Regions from separate parts of the Homo sapiens genome. Here regions 2 and 3 are each linked to region 1. A link is an interaction called in ENCODE POLR2A ChIA-PET data of the cell type or tissue named here. Cell type or tissue: MCF 10A. All regions are shown on one strand. Region 1 overlaps HK1 (hexokinase 1). Region 2 holds the start of LOC101928994 (a long non-coding RNA gene). Region 3 has its middle 12 kb from the start of TSPAN15.

Region 1 (2,500 bases):
AGTGAAAAGCAGCGGGCAGAGGGTGCCAGGAGGCTGATGTTAGCGCATCCTATGGGGAATGCCCTTTCTCTTGTCACACTGCCCAACAGGGAAGGCTGCCTAGGGAGGAGAACAGGCAGAGAAGCTGGGGTAGGGTGGTCCTAGGTGGCTGCTAGCATGATAGTGACAGCTAACATTGAGTGACACGGTCCATGAGACAGGCAGGAATGCACAGTGGTTAGGAGTACAACTTCTGGTGTTAGATCTAACTGGATTCAAAATGTGGATTGCCACTTGTTAGCCCTGTCCATGGGCAAGTTATATAACCTTTCTGTGCCTCTGTTTCCTCATCCGTGAAATGGGGATAATGCTAATGTCTCCCTCCTAGGGTTGTAATGAGGATGAAAAAAGTTAATACAGGTAAAGTGCTGGGAAAAGTGTCAGACACATAGGAAGGGCCACAGGCACTCATTGTTAGCCAGATATTGTAGCACTATCTGACCTATATTAACCCATATCCTCCATATAACCTTACAGGAAAGCAGTCAGTATCTCATTGCACAGGTAGGGAGGCCAGGGTGAGTAGCTCAGTAGTGGCTCTGCCAGGCCTCCACCAGTGCTGAGATTCCTGTTCAGGGCTACACAGAGGCTGTTCCCACAGGAGCCTGGGGTGGCACCAGACTTAGAAGGGCACTGTCCTGCCAGGGATCCTCTGCCTGGCTGCAGCCAGGCGGTCACGTCTGGTTCTGTCAGGAGCAGGAACAATGAGGACTGTGTTTTTAAGGAGGCTCTGTGCCCTGTGCTGATGGTTGAGGGCCGGGTGCTCAGGTCTCGGCAGCATCCTTGGCTTCTGGGCGGCTCTGGTTGGAACAGATTGTTTTGCTGTGTCACAGCCAGCTGTGGGTGTGCCAGCTGGGCTCCCGCAGAGGAGCGGCGGGCTGCTCTGATGTGCGCCCACCTCTTCAATCTGCCCTGCTCAGGGGTTCCTCCTGGCCCCTCGTCAGCCAGGATGTGGGGGCTGAATCTGGCTCACATATGGCATCGAGCCCTGGTTCTTGCCAGCTCCCGGCTGGGCCTTCAGCAATGCGTGTTGGCTTCTATCTCTACACCTGGCTGCCTCTCCCCTGCAGCATTGGGCTCATTCTGTCATTGGTCGGTGCTTGACCGGGGCTGGAGCTGTGCGGTGAGCTGATTGGCTGTCAGTATGCAGAGCCCAGCCCTGGAGTTTAGGGTAACATCAGTGGGGGAGGAGTGAGTTCCTCAAAGCAAATTCTTGATCCTTTTGGCCGGAGAAGGAGAAAATCATGCCAGGGAGGTGCCTAACAAATGTCCTGACAGCGGCCCCAGGGGGAGTGGCTGCCTTTCCCTCGGAGAAGCTGTTTACCCTTTCTGAGCTGGGAAATGGGGAGAATACTTCCTGGCCACCTCCTATCCACAGGGCTTGGGGTCTCCCATAGGAGTGGAGGTGAAAGTTCTTTGAAAAGTATAGCATACAAGCCAGGTGCTGTAGCTTGCATCTGGGAGGGTCGCTTGGGCCCATGAGTTCGAAACCAGCCTAGGCAGCATAAGGAGACTCCCCCTCTACAAAAATTTTTAAGAATTAGCTGGGCGTGGTGGTCTAGCTACTCAGGAGGCTGAGGTGGGAGGATGGCTTGAGCCCAGGAGGTTGAGGCTGCAGAGAGTCGAGATTGTGTCACTGCGCTCTAGCCTGGGCGACAGTGAGACCCTGTCTCAAAAAATAAATAAATAAGTAAATACATACATACGTACATACATAAAGATAAAAAATAAAAAGTATAGCATACAGTTTAGGAGGAGATTATCATATTTTGCACATTTCTATCTGGGGCCTTCTTGACATCTGCAATCTAAATCCAAACGCTCCCCCTGCCTTCAGGCAGCCTTCCCTGCCTGCTCCTGCCCATGGTGTTCTCCTAGTCACAGGCATGGGGTCTGGATGACTCCTGCCCTCTCCACAGTCGGCTTGGCTTCCGATCCCTCTCCCTCTGCTGTTCAGTCACTCAAGCACATGGTTTTGCCTGCCAGCGAGGCTGGGGGCTGGTGAGGGGTGAGTCGGGGCTTCCCATTCCTTTTATGTCTGTCCCAGCCCTCGTGTGTGGGGCGCAGAGGAAGGCTGACAAGTGCCGGTGTGCCTTTCTCCACAGGTTTGAGAAGATGGTCAGTGGCATGTACTTGGGAGAGCTGGTTCGACTGATCCTAGTCAAGATGGCCAAGGAGGGCCTCTTATTTGAAGGGCGGATCACCCCGGAGCTGCTCACCCGAGGGAAGTTTAACACCAGTGATGTGTCAGCCATCGAAAAGTAGGTACCATCCCCTCAAGGCTTTCTTGGGGTGTTGGGGCAGAGAAGAGCAATTGGTCCCTTGTTACTTCTTGAGTCCAAGTTTGGTGGCTTTTCCTTCAAGAGTGTCATGGCTTTCTGGGTCCGTGTCCTCTCACTCTTAGTTGACCCATTCTGGGCCGGACTCCCTGAAGGCACTTGTGGCGGTTCATTAAAGAATG
Region 2 (2,500 bases), 140 kb before region 1:
TTTGTCTCCCAGCTTTGACCTGGATATCTCTCCCTGTGCCTCTCACAATCTGAGCACTGGTCCTACTATATGGAAATAGCTGATTTATGCGCCTGTATTTCGGATCAATTTCCCAGGGAGCACACCGTCTTTCATCTGCGCATCCCTAGCACCTAACACATGTTACTCAGCACAGAGTAGATGCTCAGTAAATGTGTGGACATAGATTGTGGGATCTACCCTACCTCCTACACAGCAAGACAGCATCTGGGAGAACCCTCTTACTTGGTGCATAATATATACTAATAAAAGTTGCATAGGATTAACTCCCTGAATTCCCTCACCAAATAATAAATGACTCCATCAGCTCCTTTGTGGCTGATCTGTGAAGGTAAGAATTTCCGGATGTCTACACAAAAACAAAAAATCGAGCTGGCTGCACCTTTGCTACTCTAACTATGGTCTACAGACCAGCAACAGCAGCAACATCACCAAGTTGGCCAGGCTGTTCTTGAACTGCTGACCTCAGGTGATCTGCCCGTCTCGGCCTCCCAAAATGCTGGGATTACAGGCATGAGCCACTGTGCCCAGCCCCCACCTTTCAATTAATGGCATCTGTCTTGGGCTGGGCTGGGTTGTGTTCCAATGTCTCCTTTTGGAGTGGCTCTGGCCTAAAAAAATCAGCATCCTTGGCACCTCAAGGGCCATTGTTTAGTCCCTGTCTCCTCTCCCCTCCAGGAGTGTTTTCCCTCTGCCCATAGGATCATCGGCTGCAGGAGGCTGGCTGCTCCTCGCCGCACATCCTGTCTTCCCCCTCATACCTTTATCCGAGTTTCCCCAGGCTGGGAGCACCAGCTCTCTCTTCCCAGTGATGGCATCCCAGGATGGGCTCCACCGTCGAGGCCACCTCTCATACCACCGCAAGGGCTGTGCTCACATTTGCCCTCTCCAGTTGACATGCACATTCCTACAGCATGAGCCAGTGGGTTGGGCTCAGGCTGCAGAGTCAGGCTGACTTAGTTCACATCTCAGCTCTGCGCCTTACCTCGAGGGCTCTGAGAAATGGCCAGAGTCCTCAGCCTTGGCAAATGAGCATAATGATACCTAGTGGCTGTGATTTGAAGACGTTGATTATATGTCCAACCTCTAATGCAGAGCTTGCCATATCTGTAGTAGACCCTCAATAAATGGAAACTGAATTTGTTTCTTAATAGAAAATGGGGAGTTCCTTTCCCTGGATCTCGGAGGGTCCAAGTTCCGAGTGCTGAAGGTGCAAGTCGCTGAAGAGGGGAAGCGACACGTGCAGATGGAGAGTCAGTTCTACCCAACGCCCAATGAAATCATCCGCGGGAACGGCACAGAGGTACCTGGCAGGTGGCTCCTGTGACCGCAGGGAAGGCGGTGGCATCCGTGTGTGGGGAAACCACACCTTAGCCCATGTACTTTGCTTTCTCTTCTCTGCAGCTGTTTGAATATGTAGCTGACTGTCTGGCAGATTTCATGAAGACCAAAGATTTAAAGCATAAGAAATTGCCCCTTGGCCTAACTTTTTCTTTCCCCTGTCGACAGACTAAACTGGAAGAGGTAAGGCGCGGAGGGAAGCAGCAGTGCAGGAATTGGGGCTTGGGGAATGTGGGCACGGGTGGGAGTCAGGCTGCACGCAGGAGAGAACAGCAGGAGCTTTCTTGTTTGTCTTTTTCTTTTCTTTTTGTTCATGATGAGGTGGCAGCGTGAGGCAGAGAACTTGTTAACGCAATGGCCTTGATTTTATGATTAACGTGGGCACAGCTCGGGGGAGTAGAATGCTTTTCACTAGCTCTCAAACCTTGGTGTGAGGAATTCCTTGGAGGGCTTGTTTTAAGCACAGATTGCTGGGCCTACTGGAATCAGTGGTTCTGCAAGGAGGCCCTAAATTCGCCTCCCTGACAGGTTCCTGGCAGATGTGATGCTGCCTGAGGCCTGCACTTAGGACCACTGACATAGCCAACTAGAAGAAACATGGGAAGGCTGGGGAGTCTCTCCCTGTAGTGAGCCCTCAGGAGGAGGATTAGAATGGGGGCACTGGAGGACCAGGCGCGGTGGCTCACGCCTATAATCCCAGCACTTTGGGAGGCCGAGGCGGGCGGATCATGAGGTCAGGAGATCGAGACCATCCTGGCTAACATGGTGAAACCCCGTCTCTACTAAAAATGCAAAAAATTAGCTGGGTGTGGTGCCGGGCGCCTGTAGTCCCAGCCACTTGGGAGGCTGAGGCAGGAGAATGGCGTGAACCCGGGAGGCGGAGCTTGCAGTGAGCCGAGATTGTGCCACTGCACTCCAGCCTGGGTGACAGAGCAAGACTCCGTCTCAAAAAAAAAAAAAGGAATGGGGGCACTGGAGGAGTGAGAATGTCCTGGAGCAGACACAGAGCCTGGGATACACAGTCTGAACTGTGTCACCAGCTAGGCCGGGGTTCCTGGTAACTCATCTCTGTGTGTCTCAGTTTTCAATCTGTAAGCAGGAGGAAGCTAACCCAATCTTA
Region 3 (2,500 bases), 63 kb after region 1:
GGAGGGAGTTTAGATCCTTTACTAAAAGAAGTCTATGACCCCTCTAGCTCCAGCTGACTTTAATTACAAGGTACCCTCACAGCAGTTACACTGCACTATAACTAACCACTAAATAGTAGGTGAAACTGTGCACCCACAGTGAATTTTTCAGCAGCCCCCAGCAGTGGTCTTTACCCAGCCCCCTTACTTCTATCCCCCAGGAATTCAAGGCTGACTTGGTTTCTCTGCAGTCGTTGTGAAATGCTCAGGGCCGTTTGCTCTGGCAGAGTGAGAAACTTTGGGCAAAAAATCTGAGACTGTCTCCTCCTGGGTAAACCTGGGAGAATCCTTCCTGTCTTTTTCTCCACACAGAGTGATTATGATGACCCATGAGAAAGAAAAACAACGGTTTAGTCGACACATGTTGTAACAGAAGATTATATTTTGTTAATGAAGCGCCATCTGTTTTTTTCTGAACAAGGCTGAGAGGGATTTGGGTGTGTAAGATAGAAAGTAGGTGCTGCCGCTGAGCTGAGCTCAGTAGACAGGAACGAGGAAGTTAAAATGCCCTGAGGGAAAATATAGGAAGTAGGAGAAAGCCAGAAAGTCTGGGAGCAGAGAACTGACGCCTCCAGGAGACCCAACAAGATTGTCATCAAATGGTGACTGAATTTCAGGGGAAGCCTGGGGAAGGACAGAATTCTGCTGAATTCTGCAGAAGTCTTCAGCTGTCAGAAGTCTGAGGTGTGACTGCCAGAGAGTCAGCCCTCATGGCTGAGGGGACAGCTGGCTTCCATGTTTAATGAGCATCTACCTGTGTCCAGCACCCCTAGGCACCCAGACACTGGGGTGGCATCTGGAAGTAAGACGGTTCTTTCCACCCACAGTGCTGACAATCCAGCAAGGAAGGGGGCACTCTCCGAGTAAATCTGCACTTGGAAAGTGCTCTAATATATGAGGTGGAGGTGCTTTGTCAACTGCAAACTGTGAAATCCACCTTTAAGGGCTGCTGGCGTCCCATAGCAACCAGCACATGGCCAGACGCTGTGGTTCCTTTACTGCTGCTCATGAACCAGCAGATCCATGTGTGTTTTTGAATGTAAAAGCCTTCCAGCCCTTCTTTTGCCCACCTTCCTCTATAGCCACAGGCTCAAATCCAGACCCCATTTCAGTGTCCCCTAGTACTCTATCCTTGGTACCCTCAGACTGCCCTGGGAGCACAGCTAACTTCCCTGAGGCTCCCCTCCCCCAGCAGCACCCAACCTTTCCCAGAGCAGCTGCCCTGCCCTCCTGAATGACAGATGGAGCTGCTCGGGGCATGATGCCCGGGCACCGGGGCATCCAACCTCTTCCAGTGTGAGTCAGGCAGGCCTGGTCCAACATCCCATCAGCCAGTGCTCCCCAGCTGCTTCCCCGGAATGCCTGGCTGAACCCCAACAAGGCCAGCCCCTGCAGGCAGATGGCTCTGAGACTCTTCCTCTGTCAAAGCTCTGCAAGATGTCCCGGTGCAGTGGCTCATGCCTGTAATCTCAGCACTTTGGGAGTCCAAGGCAGGTGGATCACCTGAGGTCAGGAGTTTGAGACCAGCCTGGCCAACATGGCAAAACCCCGTCTCTACTAAAAATACAAAAGTTAGCCAGGTGTAGTGGTGGGTGCCTGTAATCCCAGCTACTTGGAAGGCTGAAGCAGGAGGATTGCTTGAGCCTGGGAGGCGGAGTTTGTGGTGAGGTGAGATTGCACCACTACTGCACTGCAGCCTGGGTGACGGACAAGAGACTCTGTCCACATCCCCCCCCGCCCACAAAAAAAAAAAAAAAAAAGCCCTGCAAGATCAGCCTGGAGTCTCCTCATCTGGAAGGGCCCCTCTCCTGTGGAGATAAGAGGTGTGAATGGCATTTTCTCAGCCTGCCAGCCACCTGGCATTGGCTACTTACAAGAATCTCTCAACTGGAAAACGTGCAAAGGATAAAAACAGGAAATTTTCAGAACTGTATATCCTCAACCTCACTAATCATCATAGACATGAAAATTAAACAGGATATTTTTCACTTAGAAAACATTTTATTGTGCAATACAGCCCATAAATAGAAGAGGACACAAACTTAAATATATAGCCGTGAGCAATACACCACCCTTTTAGCTTGAGTTTCTCTATCCACTCATGTGGATGTTGGACACAATTATGTCTAAAGATCCTCCCAGCTCTGGGACCTCTTGAATCATCACTACTGTCAGTCTTGGTTTACTGCTAATTCCCTCAATGACCTGGGGAAATAGTCTAACCTGTTTTCTCATTTGTAATTGGGCATACAAACAGCTACACACCCTGCCTCACAGCACTGATTTAGGTGGGTCCAAAAAGATTAAAAGCTTTTTTTTAGGTATAATAAACTATCAAGCAATCCAAAAAATTTTGACAGAGAAAGCCAGCCAGAAGACAGATACCTTACAACGGCGGATGCCAAGTACAGGGCCAGCCCTGCACTGTCAGGAAGGGAAGTGGCCCTGGGGGTCTCTGAGG

What was found. Peaks named below come from ENCODE experiments on the same cell type or tissue, not always from the same donor. Only the 100,000 strongest peaks of a DNase experiment are listed, where the experiment ranks them.
Region 2: POLR2A ChIA-PET joins it to region 1 with 7 read pairs; 6 of 35 experiments call an interaction of 5 or more read pairs at or near these places.
Region 3: POLR2A ChIA-PET joins it to region 1 with 6 read pairs; 2 of 35 experiments call an interaction of 5 or more read pairs at or near these places.

Annotation. Positions count from the first base shown.
Region 1 is chr10:69,374,790-69,377,289 of GRCh38, forward strand. It overlaps HK1 (hexokinase 1), which reads left to right. Exons shown (of 18, transcript NM_000188.3): 8 at 2,145-2,300. Among named protein-coding and RNA genes, the nearest start is that of TACR2, 41 kb to the right of the region's middle. RefSeq lists enhancers at 1,543-2,065, 2,066-2,500. In MCF 10A, no CTCF peak of the experiment used is centred here; a DNase peak (open chromatin) is centred at 1,172.
Region 2 is chr10:69,231,571-69,234,070 of GRCh38, forward strand. It overlaps HKDC1 (hexokinase domain containing 1), which reads left to right. Exons shown (of 18, transcript NM_025130.4): 3 at 1,194-1,342; 4 at 1,444-1,563. It overlaps LOC101928994 (a long non-coding RNA gene), which reads right to left and starts at 920. Exons shown (of 5, transcript NR_120648.1): 1 at 801-920. RefSeq lists enhancers at 264-1,463, 1,077-1,802. In MCF 10A, no CTCF peak of the experiment used is centred here; a DNase peak (open chromatin) is centred at 971.
Region 3 is chr10:69,438,206-69,440,705 of GRCh38, forward strand. No RefSeq gene overlaps it. Among named protein-coding and RNA genes, the nearest start is that of TSPAN15, 12 kb to the right of the region's middle. In MCF 10A, no CTCF peak of the experiment used is centred here; DNase peaks (open chromatin) are centred at 506, 1,326, 1,736 and 2,156.